2 separate regions of the Homo sapiens genome follow, and region 2 is linked to region 1. The links are chromatin loops, found by intact Hi-C in ENCODE. Cell type or tissue: heart right ventricle. All regions are shown on one strand. Links, peaks and the distances in the headings refer to the core of each region. The heading gives the core; the rest is flanking DNA.

Region 1 (7,673 bases), core at 1,717-6,716:
ATGACCTTGGGACATGATGGATTTCCCAAGGCTCCAGATTTGACAATAAGTTTTCTGTTTAGCCAAAACATGAAAATTCTTCTTCTTCACACGTTATTTAAAGAAAAGTGCTTAAAATTACATGGTATTTAAAATTTACTTAGTTGTAAAACCTATTAATAGAATATAAATATATGGTTTTTAAATCAGTACAATTGATTTGCAGGCTTAGGTAGCTTAGATTAAGGTAAATATCTTTTATGGTAATTTTCCTGGAACTGTAAATATGACTTATGTGTCTCCGTATCTTTGTTTCCACTGAAGACTTTGAAATAGCAATAATTGGGCCTTTTTGAGGACTTCTTGGGCCTTTTCAGGACTTCTACCAATTTGTTAATAGTATGCACCTTGGAAATTTTTAAGGATTCACCCAGACTTTAATAGTCACGGTTAATATATTCAAATGGTTTGAAAATTTGTGCTTGTAATATGATGATTTGAATTCTTGATACTGGGGCACTTTTGATTATCTTTGCACAGTGTGCATTTGCTTGTAATTTTTTTTACTTTGATGCACTGCTAATAGATAATATACCACACATTCTATGGATATGTGCTAGTTGACCCAATCAGAATAAATGTACAGGAACTCTGCTACATGGTAAATATAATTAAATACCATGAAAATGTCTTATTAACTTCTGTAATCTTTAAAAGTACGCAATCAATCATATTACTTGAAAAAACTTTATTTTTCAACCTATGATACTGCTTAAGGCTCTGTTCAAGGATGCATTTAAAAAACATGACAATTCTAAAAAATAAAATAGAAATTTTAACTGTTTGAATAATGGAAGGTGCACATTGACAGTAACTATTCATACTTTGTACCAAGATCTTAGTTTGACATAATTTTTTCAGCCTTGTTTGGATTTACAGTTAACCCTAAAAACATTAGTAAATGGTACCCACACTTTTAAATCATAAAAAGAAACCTAGATTTGTTTGCAGTTTTTTAATCTGTTGTTAATAAACTTGAAAGAACACAGCCCTGTCTAATAAACACATCAAACTAATGGGTACCAGAGCAGTTCAGAAGAGTGTTTGTTGTTTGGTGTTTAGGTTTCAGTCAGAATTAATCAACAATGGATGGGGCCTGCTGTATTTATTAGCAACTCAAATCCCTGTGATTTAATGCCAGGTCCTTTGACTCATTCCAGTGAATGCTGGCAAGTTTACAGCACTAATACATACTTACATCCTCGGGTCTTTAAAAGAAAGGGAAAAATAGAGCCTAAAATCAGACCACAGGATTGGCAAGAATTTCCCGAGAGCCATTTTGAATTTAGCCCTATACAGTGAGCCTGTGAATAGGAAGCAATTGATTCAGGAACAGTGGAGCCTTTTTTTGCCTGAAGAAGCCTTCAGCTGTGCAGATGGCTTGCTGGCATAATCCAGTCTGCTTTTGTCTTTTATTTTATATATTAGGCTACTTTCTTCTCACACTTTATATTGCTTTTATTTTCTCTCTGTGCTCTAAGCCTCCAAATTTCAGGGGCAAGGAGAGGTTGCAAGGGTTTAGTGAGGGTGGCAGGACTATATGTGGAGTATTTCCCACAGATTTATGAGTTGCTGGTAAATCGCTGGCAATGCTGCCTGCTTGTCACAGTCAGCACTAGGGTGTTCTTTGTACAAAAGTGTCAACTTTTGAATGAGGACTCTGGAAACAGATGTAAAGATTAATCTTGAGAATGCATTTTTCTGAGGCCCTGAAAACGTGCCTACTTGTGCAATAGCCCTGGTTCTAGACATTTATTTTTCAAAATGATCTCATTCCTCAGTTACAAAGACTTACATTCTTCACTGTTCATGTTCAGAAAATTCCACAGCCCTTAGCCATTCCTCCTGCTTCTCATGTCTGGGGGCTGCCTTTCGAGAGCAGATTATTTGTGGAAAGACATTATTTATCTGGAAACTGTTCAGTGAAAACTTGATGGAGTTGTTGTTACTCTAGGGACCGTCTATCTCCCTCGGAAGATAAGATTTGCCAATGCTTCCCCCCTACAACTTCCTATGGGAAGATAGCTGACTTTTGGCCTGATAAATAGTTTCACATTGGATGGGTTGTTGCCATCTCATGCATTCTTTTTCATCCTTCCCAGATATGCAATTTTCTTTCTTAGTGTCTTGCTTTCGGTTGTATTGTCTTTTATCCCCCCTCTCATACGGAAGTAAATTTTGAAGAAGAAATATATGCTAAAATGGGTATTTGTTCAGGTTTTTCAATGTTAAATATTAGGATATGTCTCAAAGTGTTCTGAAATAAATCTGTGTATATAAAAAAAAATCGAGCATGTTAATCACATACCTCTGTTTTTCCTCTAGTTTTCTTCTACACAATGATATATTTTCTTTCGGCAAATAGAAGACTTTGTGGGAATGATGTAGAACATGGGTTTTTTTTTTTTTTTTTTTTGTATTGTAAATGTTCCACAAACAGAAGATAAATACCACAGAATCCACCATTTTGGAATGACTTGTTTGTGAGTCAATTGTCCTTGTTTCCCCTCCTTAAAAATTATATCTTCCATTTATATGGGAAACACATGTAGATATTTCCTCTTTTCTTATCTTTAAACAAGATTTGTAATACATTTCAGCTGAAGATTAAAAAGATCTGGTCCTCTAAACATTTGTATAAGATTAGCACATGTACTGACATACAGACTTTTTCACTGTTGTAATAATTTCCTATATACTCAGCACTTTTGTTTGTGAAGAACATTTATTTTGGTACTGCCATACTTTATTTTCTCATTGCACCTCTTTTAAATTGCATTTCTCAAGGGCATTATATGTAATGAGGAACTTGGCTTTCAAATGAAAAATGTTTAAATTTAGGACCAAATGCAGATTTTTGACTAGAGATGGCAGAAGAATTGTGTTTATATCCTAGTTTATTTCCTGAACTAATAAACAACAATAACAATGATGAAAAACAGATAACAAAGGCCATCTGCAATAATACTGGGCAATAATTACACATACAAACCATAACAACAAAGTATAGGTGCTCAAAACTATGAAATTAAGACCAAACTCAGAAAAGGCTTAGTGTACTGGCACATACATCCATGATCTCTGCAATAAGTATGGTGCTTCACAGTTTGGGAGTCAATCCTGAAAGGTCCAATCAAGGCTCTCTCTCTGGAATGCCAGAGTCTAGGGGTTTGGATAGGTCAGAGGAAGATCACTGAATTCAGGTTTACTCCACCGAGGAGGAGCAGGGTCAGGGTGGAAATTCAGAAGTGCTCAAATATACCATTTTTATCACAAGCAGGCTGACCACTAGGAAGGGAGAAGATAGAAGGTGAAGATTTGTTAGGGAATTGCAGAGAGCTGAAGACTCATATGCTGGAGATGGCTCATACCTGCTCTCTAGAGCCGATGGATACATTTCCAAAGTTTGCAAATCAATTGTTAAACACAGCCATTATTAAAAATTACATTACAAACTTACAATAAATTACTTGAGAAACAAAGGCAATAAGTACTACAACTCATCACACCTTAATAACGATACATTATTATTATCTATGCTCTTGAGGTTATTCCCATCGATTGTATCTGTCTGGTGAAAATATGATCTGAAAGTGAACTACTGTGCATCTCTTTCCAACCCTGTATTTGGTAATATATCACATTGGTAGCTTGAAAACAGCCATGGCGGGAGTATTTATATCATGAAAATCTGCAAATGCTGCATATAAATACTTGACTTATTGTTTTGTTTATTAATTAGAATTAAAGCGATGAAGAAAATGTTAATGATGCAGATTAAGAGTGTTGTGCCATGGCACAAAAAACTGTGGAAGTATTCTTCTAGTATTTGAAACTATTGTCTGAAAGTTGCTCAAGTCATTGGTGAAAGAATGAAGTTCTGAGATGCACATCTTTTTTGTATCACTTTCATTTTACTTAGTAACATAAATGAAAGTATCACCAAACATTCATGTCAGAACACTTGTTCATTGCAACCATAGTTTGGGTATGAGTTTGGAAAATACAAGAGAAGCATTCTGTGATAATCAATTGGCTGTATAGACTTTATAATCAATATTTTATATGTTGTAAATTGTGTGCTATATATGCTTTATATTAGCAAAATTTATTATGTCTATGTAAAAAATCTCAAGTATACAAAAATGTATGTGCATGTGTAAATAAAAATGCATATATTATTTTTAGGACAGTTAGTTAAGCAATTACCAGCGCCCTATAGATGCCTTGCAGTGCATTGGGGAGATATCCTTTGCACTGCGTGTTGAGGGATGTAGATGGAAAGAATGGAGGTTTAGTAACTCAAATGCATGGATCATGTAGCTGGAGATACACCCAAGCCTCAGAATTAGTAAGAAAATATTTTGAAACAGTCTATTTGAATTCAAGATTTTTGCAGTACCAGTTTTCTGTCATTGTTACGCACTAAATTGTGTCACCACCTCAAACCATATGTTGAAACCCTAACCCCCAATATGACTGTATTTGGAGGCAGGACTGTTCAAGAGGTAATTAAGGTTAAATGAGGTCATAAATGTAGGGCCCTAATCCAATAGTACTGGTGTTCTTGTATGAAGAGGAAGAGATGCCAGAGCTTTCTCTACCTTTGTATGTGCACAGTGGAAAAGCCACTTGAGTTCATTGTGAGAAGGTGACTGTATATAAGCCTGGAGAGACCTCACCAGAAACCAACCCTACTGGCACCTTGATCTTGGACTTCCAGCCTCCATAACTGGAGAAATGGATGGCTTAAACTGTATTTCTGTTGTGGCTTAAACTACATTTCAGTTGTTTAAGCCACCCAGTCTGTAGTATTTTTATGGTATTTATTATAGTATTAAAGTATTATGATATTAAATTATTATGGTATTTATTTGATGGTATTTACTATGGCAGCTCCAGTAGACTAATACAGTCACAGTTTGAAAAGAATGAGCATGGGATATACAAATGGATAGTAAGACAAGAGAAAGAAATAGGAACTCATCCATGTAAAGTGGCATATAGAAAGTGCTCAATAATAATTATTATTATATAAGATAGATGAATAAGTCGTATCAGACTAATGGTAATGCCGGGAAGTAGAAGAAACATTTTAAAGATAAAATCTTCCATGTTACTAGAAAAATTAAAGACAATGTTAGTTTTGAAATGAGAGTTCATAGAAGAAAGTAAATGAAGAAGAGAAAGGTTGTGAAGGAAGGAAACTTACCAGAGAATTTGACAATTTTGGACCAAGTCAAGCTATTTAATTGTAAAGGACACAGACAGATAATCTCAGACACAAAAGAATTCAGTGAATAGAAGAACCAAGCATCTTTCTTGAAAAATATACATAATGAAATCTAAACAATATTGAAAAAATTCCTTGACTTGAAATCAGAAAATACAGTCTCATTTTTAACATGTTTGGAATATTAAAACCCAACAACATATTTTTGGATACAAAGAAAACTGCAATAAATTCTATAAACCAGAAAGATTGTGTAATATGGTAATTGATGACAACACACTGAAACTAGAAATTTAGTATAAAATAAAATAACAAAATCCCAACCACCCAGAATTATCAACAATAATAGCAAAAAAACAACTCAATGTTTAGCTCAAAGAGAGAAGTCAGAACTGAAATTGTGGAGCAATAGAAAATAACACTATTATAAAAATATTACATATTAGAACTTATACAGCTGAAACCATGCTCAGGAGAAAATTTATGTCCTTGACACCAAATGAAATGATCTCTTAACATAAGAAGTTAGGAAAAAACCAGAAAAATTATTTTTAAGAAACTAGAAAGCTGGGCATGATGGTGCACACCTGTTGTCCTAGCTACTTAGCAGGATGAGGCAGGACAATCCTTTGAGCCCTTGAGTTCAGGTGCAGCCTGGGCAACATAGCAAGACCTTGTCTCTTTAAAAAAAAAAAAGAAAAAACGAAAGCAGAAATAAGGCTTCATAAAGATAACAGCCAAATCAATGCAGTAGAATATAAGAAAACAATAGAACTAATAAATAAATGAAAGAACCCCCTAGTAACACAGATAATCACTAGCTAACCTAATTTAACAAGAAAAAGGAGATAACATAAATACATGAAGCTGGAAACCAAAAGAAAAAACAATCAGATACAGAGGGGATTACAAGAAATGTTTAGGAATTTTTTCATAAATATATTTGAAAACCTGGATACATAGATGATTTTCCAGGAAAGTACGTATAACCAAAATTGATCTCAGATGTAAAGGAAATCTCCAAACAGAATAATTACAAGGAAGACAAGAAAAGAAAAATACATTGCGAAAGCACTACCCTTAAAAAAAAAAAGATCAGGCTGTGGAGGTATCAAAGCTCTTCCAATTGATTTTTACAACACTACCACAACATTGAAACCAAATTCTGAAAAAATAAAGCTTTACACCTAGCTTACTAAACTGGAAACACCCCAACGTTAAGTGACTGGCTATATAAGTTTGTACAATGGAATGTCATGCAGCTACTAAAATAAAAAAAAAACAAAAAACTATGTTGATGTTCATGTGGAAAGAACTTTAAAATATATTATTAAATACAAATAAAGATTCAGAACAATGTATATATATGTATCAATTTGAACAAAATATGTATAGATTTATGAATTGGGAATTTGATGAAGAAACTGTTGATGGTGGTAGTTGACGTTAGGACTGGGAGGAAGAATCAGGCTTTATTGTATCTCTCTTTCTTACTTGGTTTGTAGACATGTATCTGTATTATTTTCGTTAAATCATTCATCAGATCCTTAGCAATAAAATAGAATTTGCATAGTCAGTAAATTTCCCCGCAGCAATGTAACTGATCTAGAATTGTGTGCATAACATGACATTTATCAATGTGTTTTCACGAGGTGGTATATCGAATAAGGCAGTTTTCCCTTTCATTCTTTGATCTGATGGAATTTCCAAGTGGAATCGCTGCTTGATATTCTGTGGAAAACTTGAAATTTTTTTCCAGCTCATAGAATATAAAAGAATACTAATACGGTTTCATCAGAATGTCCTTTACTTTTTTTTTTTTTTTTTTTTTTTTTGAGACGGAGTCTCACTCTGTGGCCTCGGCTGGAGTGCTGTGGCGCGATCTCAGTTTACAGCAACCTCTGCCTCCTGGGTTCAAGTGATTCTCCTTCCTCAGCCTCTTGAGTAGCTGGGATTACAGGTGCCCGCCACTACACCCAGCAAATGTTTTGTATTTTAGTAAAGACGGGGTTTCACCGTGTTGGCCAGGCTGGTCTCAAACTCCTGACCTCATGATTCGCCCCCCTCGGCCTCCCAAAGTGCTGGGATTACAGGTGTGAGCCACTGCGCCCAGCCTGTCGTTTACTTTAAAAGAATATTAGTCATTTAATTTTCATCGTATATTTCCACTTTTCTTTTTTTTTAAATTTATTTTTTATTTTAGTAGGTTTTTAGAGAGCAGGTGGTGTTTGGTTACATGAATAAATTCTTCAGTAGTGACTTTTGAGATTTTGGTGCACCCATCACCAGAGCAGTGCATACTGTACCCAATGTAGTCTTATTTTCACTTTTCTTTTTAGCTCCATAAAAAGAGCATACTCTACTCTAGAACAAAACAGGATCAAGAAATGTCACTTTTCCC
Region 2 (7,673 bases), core at 1,450-6,449, 120 kb after region 1:
ATAGACAGTGCCTAGCTGTGCCCTCACATGGTGGACGGGGCTAGCTAGCTTTTGGAGGTCTCTTTTATAAGAGCACTAATCCAATCATGAGAGCTCCACTCTTGTGACTTTATCACCTACCAAAAGGTCCCACATCCTAATTCCACTGCCTTTGGGGTTAGGATTTCAATAAATAAATTTTGAGGAGACAAATGTTCAGATCACAGCATGTGTTAACAGGTTAACTCTCCTATAATCTCTGACCCAACTTGCTATCAATCTTGTATTTCACATTTTTTTTTTTTTGAGATGGAGTCTCACTCTGTCGCCCAGGCTTGATGGAGTATAGTGGCACGATCTCTGCTCACTGCAACCTCCGCCTCCCAGGCTCAAGTGATTCTCCTGCCTCAGCCTCCTGAGTAGCTGGGATTACAGGCACCTGCCACCACACCCAGCTAATTTTTGTGTTTTTAGTAGAGAAGAGGTTTCATCATGTTGGCCAGGCTGGTCTCGAACTCCTGACCTCTGGTGATCTGCCCGCCTTGGCCTTCCAAAGTGCTGGGATTACAGGCATGAGCCACTGTGCCTGGCCTTATATTTCACTTTTAACCCAGCTCCAAAACAAAATAAAACCATTGCCCACCAGGGCAAGCCAGGATTCAGTGTGAAACTCCAGACACTCTGTGCTAGATTTTCAGGACTGCCGTAACAAACTGTCACAAACTTGGTTTCTTAATACGATGGAAAAATGGAAACTTATTCTTTCACAGTTCTGGAGGACAGAAGTCCAAAATCAAGAAATCAAGTTCTTGGTAATACCATACTCCCTCCGTGGGCTCTAAGGAAGAATTTTTTTTTTTTTTTTTTTTTTTGCCTTTTTCAGCTTCCGAGAGCTATTAGTATTACTTAACTTGTGGAGGCAAAATTCCAGTTTCTGCATCCATCTGCACAGTGTCTCCTCCTCTTCTGTGTTTTCTCCTCCCTGTCTGTCAAATATCCTCCTGCCTTACTCTTATGACATCTGTCATGGCATGTAGGTCCACCCAGACAATCAAGGATGATCTTTAAATCTCAAGATCTTTAACTTAGTTACATCTGCAAAGATTCTTTCCCCAAATAGCTAATATTCAGAAGTTCTGGGAATTAGGATATATTCATATCTTTTGGGGGACTACCATTCAACCCACTATACTGCCATATCCAGCCCCAGTTCAGCTCTCTATGCTTACCTCCCAGTGTTTCTTGATAAGTATTTCTGTTTATTTCTTGATCCCTCTCCTATCCCTAACCCACAGACTTTACTCTTTACAGCTTGTTGCTTTTGTTGACCGTATAGTTTCTCTGTCTCGTACAGCTTCCCCCTCCTTTTATGTATCTAGTGTCCAATCTTCCTTCAAGCAGGCTTCCCCTGCCCCCAGCCCCAGTTTCCCCAATTCCAGGCTGAGTCTGGTGCTTTCTTGGCTGCTCTCACTGTACAGTGAACATACTCTTATTCTGTTGCTTCCTGAATTTCACTGGCTGTCCCCTTCTGTATATATCTGTATCCTCCATCAATCTTTTTCTCAAAGAGCACAAACTATGCACAACCTCACTCAGTGTCTGTCAATAACAGGCATTTACTAAGGGTTATTAGATCGGTCTCTAACTTAAAACCTACTTATTCTTAAAATTTAGCCTACAACTTTCTTTACGTTTAAACAAATCTAGCATGTGAAGTATAATTTATTTTGTGTTCTGGTATTCCTCAGTTATCTTTCTTATGCTTGGTTGGTTCACCTAAGTTATTAACTTTAGAGGATAAAATTTGTATCTTCTCTGGTAGATGTATTGGGAACATAGAAATAGCTCGCTAGATTTGTTTACTTAATCCCCAATGGAAATATCAAAAGTATACCTTGGGAGGAAGATAACCTGGCTTAAATTTATCTTTTACTTTTCTCCCCATTAGAGAAAGTCAGACTTCTTAACAGTTTACTAATGCTTTAGAACTAGGAAAAGTTTTGTTCCGATTGGAATTTCTAGTTTCTGGATTTTAACAAACTGTCAGCTTTCATAAAGCAAGTTTGTAGAATTTAATTTTCCTTCCCTATTTTATATCTTAATCATAACCACAGTACAAATAATTTGTTGTTTCAAAATCTCCATTCACTCATACATTTTATTCTTGTTGACCTTGGCTTATGCAATTTGGGTGGAAAGAATCACTAACTAGGAGAGGAATATTTGAACTTTGATTTTATGTTTCAGACAAAGTCTTAACTGAGACTTCAGCCACATGAAAGCATGAAATTATTATCTGCCTACTTTGGGAAAACCACCAGTTTAAAATATAAAAGAATTGTATTGTGTGATAGCTTACTCTAAGAAACTTTATTTTCTGTTCTTAACTACTAAATGAATATTTGGGCAATGGAAAATTTTTGTTTTCTATAGCCTTATGAATGTTAGTCTTAAAATCATTTTAAAAAATTCATCTGGTGTCAGGTATCATTAAAAACTCCATATTTGTGCCAGATTAACTGAAAACTTTGGCCCCAGATAAATTGGTGGATTTTGGCCAAGTTTTAGGCAAACTTGGGTCTTTCTTTATTTCAGGTAGAAAGTACATAAAGCTCTATGGATTCTTGCCCTCTGACCTAAACCAACTAAAATTCAACAATTTGGCTATGATTTCCTTCGAGGTTTCATATATTTTTTCGGCTATAAAATGTGAACCCAGGTCAAGAGGCATATACTGAAGCCTCAGTTTTAGCAAGAAAAATATATATGAACTAAAAGTGGAAATTCTACAGAAACTTGGCTGAGGAGAAAACTTTAAAACTGGAACAATTAACTTAGACTATTTGGGAGAAGTGAGTCTTTCATGTAATTTGCTCTCTTTTTCTGTTCTCATAATTTTAAAGAGTTTTGCGCTAACAGGCTTCTGTGCTGCATTACAATCTTTTGATAGGTTCTGTAGAGAAACTTCTCTTATTTTTTCCCTTTGCCTTTAATGTTTTGACTCTTCAATTTGAATTACTCTTTTATTTCTTTTTAATGCTTTTCTATTATGAGGAACTTAGCAAATTTCCCTCAAGGACTGAATCAGAGGGAACAGTGAATTAATCCAGGCAATATTGCACTCCATGTTATGCTCCCTTGTGATCCTTGTGTTGACCACTTTCTCTGGACAAGGACACAGCTCTGTAACATACCATGACTCAAGATGAGTTTCTTCTGTTTTGTGGAAACACTCCCCAAGAGGTGAAGAGGTGACTTCTATCCCTCCCCTTTGTCTAAACATCTCAGTCCCGGAGCTCACAATTATTTCTAAAGAGTTTCTAGCTGTTCTCACCAGGAGTGTGTTGAGCCCTTATGCAAGTAAAACTTCAAGAGGCACACCTAAACTTGTCTGAAAAGTCTCCTGAAGATCCTTCAAACAACTTTTCTCTCCTTTCTTTTTTTCCCAGTAACCTCTTTACTCCTTTCCATGAAGATTTCCATGCCTCAGAACAAAGTTGACCTCATCTTGAAGACAGGATAGAGGGGAGATAATGCCTGTCAACATCTATCACAAAATGTTGCTCAACTTACTGATGAATTAATAAAAAGTCATCTGTACTCTCTTCTGAAGCCCATCATCTGCTCCTGTAAGCCTTATTTCCCACTGTTCTTCTATATAGTGTATGCTCTAGTCAAAAATTTGACTCTTGCTATCATTCATTAATTCCTTCAATCAGTGAGTGTTTTTGAGTGTCTGCTATGTGCCAGACACTATTCTGGCCTCCAAAGATCCATTAAAACAAGCAAAACAAAAACCAGACACATTTCATGGTCTCATGGACCCCACATTCTAGTATAGCCTGGGCATTCCAGCTTTGTGTCTTTCTCTTCTTTAGTGGTCCCTCCTTAAGTATTGCCAGTCCTAACTTTCAACTGTTCCCTATGTTTCAAAGTTGTCTTGAATCCACAAAGTGCCTTATTAAGAGTAAGTTAATAGACTTACTCTTAACACTTGCAAGGTTGCGAGGCCTAGGATTGAAGTATGAATGAAATCTACATACTATTTGTATAAATATTTAAAAGATACAAGTTTAGCTGAAAACTCTGATAGCTATACAATTTCAAAATTTTAAAAATGTGTAAGGCTATGGTGTTTATTTTTCTAAAAGTTGGCAAAGTATCCAAGATTACTACGTGTATTTTTGAGCATATTTGGCTATTCTGTGTTGTTTAGCTCTTAAAAATTTTAAATGTTTAATATTGCAGACTGTTGCTCAGCTTCTATGTGCTCCTATTGCAAACATACTAATTTACTAAAGTATGAATGTGTCCACATGCCACACCTGGAACCTGTGGAGAAGAATAGCCCAGCAACAGCTGGGAAAGATGCTTCATTATAAAGAATCCTTTGCACCCATACTGAAAAGAAGAACTGTACAAGTTAATTAATTTGTGTTTTCTCTTACCTAACTCTTCTGCTGCTCACATCTTTCCCATATAACAAAGTAGTATCATCTCTGAAGTCAGCAGCAGCTGGCCTCATGCCATTTCATACCATTTTCATGCAGTCATCTTTTGTTCTGGGGACAAATGACAAGAGGTTTGAAGAGTTGATTATTTGGGACTTGAAGGAGGTTTGACATGAGAACCTGCATTTAAAACCACAGATTGGGCTCTGCTTGCTGGACCCCAGGTGACGATATATCCACGTATTCTGTTATAAATTTGGGTTTGTATGTTCATAATGTGTGGCACTCTCTAAAGTGTGAGGCCCAAAGGAGGATATTCTTACACAGGCCTGAAGGTAATACTTTCTGAAGGAAACTTTACTTGGACTAGGAGTGATCTATAATTCTGAAATCTCTAAACACTGCATTTTTTTTGTAATGTCTGGAAAAATGTGAGAAATGCTATAATACTTTGCCCATATGTCATATCTCCTCATAGAAAAAAAGTATTTTATGAGTATGAAAGTAATTTATTTGTTTTTTCAACCACCATCTGTGCACAATAGATTCAAGATTATAGAGTATTGTTTAAAAAAAAATTGAACAGCTAAACTAAGTACGAAAATGCAAATAACTGTAATTCATAATCCTTGCTTTCTTAAACTTAAGAATAAGTTTTATACATCTCTGTGACAGGGTAATTAACAACCACCACCAAATGGCAAATGTGAATTGCAGTGTGGGCGGGAGAGGAGTGAGGGAAGGAAGAAGAGTAAGAATCAGTTTAGTTTAAGAGGAAATTAGGAAATACTAATGGGAAGGTTCAGAAGGAAATAAGAGTTACAGGATTAGAGGTCAAGGCAGAGATTAGGGTTAGTGAATGATTTCTGCATTGTGGTTCAGAATTATAATAATGATATTTGCCTCTGTGGTGGTAATCAATACATTTCATAAGTGTTTCCTATGTGTCAATGATTCTATTGAATATTTTACATGTACCAGCTCATTTAGTCCTTAGAACCACATGAGGTTGCTGTTACCACAATCCTTCTCTTTGAGATCATATAAATAAGGCTTTGAGATGGTTACTTGCTAACAGAGCCAGGAAGTGAACCCAGGTGTATCTGACTGCAAAGCTTCCTTTTAATCACAAGGATATTTGAAGTCATTGGATAGGATTCAGGCTCCTTGGAATAAGGCAAAGAAAAATAAAAGAAGAAAAGGACAGTTAGAGAATGGTAACATCTTGGAGAAGAAAAAGAAGCTTTATTAATTTGGCTAACTTATGAGTGAACAAAATCCCACTTGAATTGATTTAAGCAAAAGAGGGGATTTTAATGGAAGGCTAAGCTATGAAAGAATGGGACAACCATGATTGGAGAAAGGTCAATATCTTTTATAGTATCGAGAACCAAACTCCAGCATCAAGCTTGTTTCCCTGTCTCTTAGCCGTGCTTCTTTTCTCCATATGTCAAGCTCATTCTTATCTCTTTCTAAAGAGTTTTTTCCATGTGGCAAGAACTCAGGTAACCAAAATTTCCAAAATTTTATAGCTTATGATTTCAGTCAACAGAGTCACATTGGCATGACTCTTTGGCTCTTGAGTCCAAAAATCAGGACGAGGTACTAATTGTCCCTGCCTAGGTCAAGACATACCAATAGTATTAGGATGCTTTTTGCTGCACAACAAAAAACATGAATAACCTCTTATTGTATATTTTTCTTACATAACAAGAAGTTTAGAGGGAGGGGTTCTAGAGTTGGTCAGGGCTAAATGTCAAGGGGCAGATTATCTAGGATTCTTTTAGCATTCTGTGTGGGTAGAAGCATTAATGCCGTTGTTGTCATAACCATATCCTTATGGTAGCATATGAAGCAGAAAAGAGGCAGGAAAAATAACTCTCCTTGTGTGACATTCTCTTTTTATTTGGAGAGAAATAACTGCATTTCAGGGTTAATGGGATCTGAACCTAATACAATTTTGGGATCTTCTTTAAGAAAACCAGAAAAATATTAAAATTAAAAATGGGGCACAGGGCTTTGACTGGAGTCATTACGAATGTTGGCCTCTAAACTTCCTGGTAAATCAAGTTTCTGTTGAATTTTCTCCTTTGTTTCAGTGGTTGGACTGAGTCCCATGAAGCCAGATCACTTCTGACTGCAAGGAGCTTGGAAAAGCAAGTATCTGGATCTTTTACCAGCTAAATTTGGAGGTAGGTATCTACCAGACTAGGGAAGAAGAGAAGAATGGCTGTTGAGTGCAGATCAATTTGTTTCCACTGAAGTCTATGGTTGAAATATTTATGCATAGCTGAGATATAGAATTGTGCTGTAAAATGTGGTTGATTTGGTGGTAACTATGTGGATAGGTGTGGTAGGTTGAAGTGTCCCCTGCAAATTTATGTCTACCTGGGATCTCAGAATGTGACTTTAATTGGAAATAGAGTCTTGCTGATGCAATTAGTTAAGAATTTTGAGATGAGTCGTACTGGGCTTTCGGTGGGTGCTAAATCCAATGGCTGGCATCCTTATAAGAAGAGAGGACACACACACACACAGAACAGGCCATTCAAAGATGGAGGCAGAGCTTGGGGTTATGCTGACAGGAGCCAAGGAATGCTGGGGGGACATTAGAAGCTGAAAGAAGCAGGGAAGGATTTTCCTCTATAGGTTCAGAGGATGCATGGCCCTGCTGACACCTTGATTTCTGGCTTCCAGCCTCTAGAACTGAGAGATAATTAATTTCTGCTGTAATAAATCACCCAGTTTGTGGTCATTTACTGTGGCAACCTTAGGAAGCTAAAGCAATAGGGTGAAGGGCAGTTATCAGAATAAGGGGATGTGGTGCTGGTAGACAATCCCAAAGGTGTCCACTGCAGAATTTACAAAAGGAGCTTAGCAGTAGGTGGAGTCATAGCTACAGAATGAGAGCCAGGTTGGTATATAGCCTTGATGTTATGACAAGGCATGAGAATGTCAGCACCAGGAAGAGTGAGCACTGAGAAGTTGAGAAAAGAGGGAAGTCATGATGAGACAGGAGGACAAGCACCTAGCCTTTCATCTAGACAAACTAATTCCTAAGCATTTCTACCTCCTTCCTGAATCTGCCTGTGAATGTCCTTCATGTGAAATGCTCGTCACCTCACTCTGCTTGACTAATTCATTGCCCTTCCCTTTGTGAAACTGACATTGAAGGTACACTCCTTCAGTGTTCATGTCGTTGGTGTGGTGTACATGTGTGTGTGTATGTGTATAGAGTGATAC

What was found. Hi-C counts contacts between places; a loop is a spot of excess contacts. Peaks named below come from ENCODE experiments on the same cell type or tissue, not always from the same donor. Only the 100,000 strongest peaks of a DNase experiment are listed, where the experiment ranks them.
Region 2: it touches region 1 in a loop (2.6-fold over the local background); 3 of 110 quality-filtered maps call a loop at or near these places.

Annotation. Positions count from the first base shown.
Region 1 is chr4:123,698,771-123,706,443 of GRCh38, forward strand. All of the region lies in intron 3 of LINC01091 (long intergenic non-protein coding RNA 1091), which reads left to right. Among named protein-coding and RNA genes, the nearest start is that of LINC01091, 53 kb to the left of the region's middle. In heart right ventricle, for the core only: no CTCF peak of the experiment used is centred there; no DNase peak of the experiment used is centred there; H3K27ac peaks cover 1,058 bases.
Region 2 is chr4:123,822,566-123,830,238 of GRCh38, forward strand. It overlaps LINC01091 (long intergenic non-protein coding RNA 1091), which reads left to right. Exons shown (of 6, transcript NR_027105.3): 4 at 6,530-6,622. Among named protein-coding and RNA genes, the nearest start is that of LINC01091, 180 kb to the left of the region's middle. In heart right ventricle, for the core only: no CTCF peak of the experiment used is centred there; a DNase peak (open chromatin) is centred at 4,526; H3K27ac peaks cover 4,557 bases.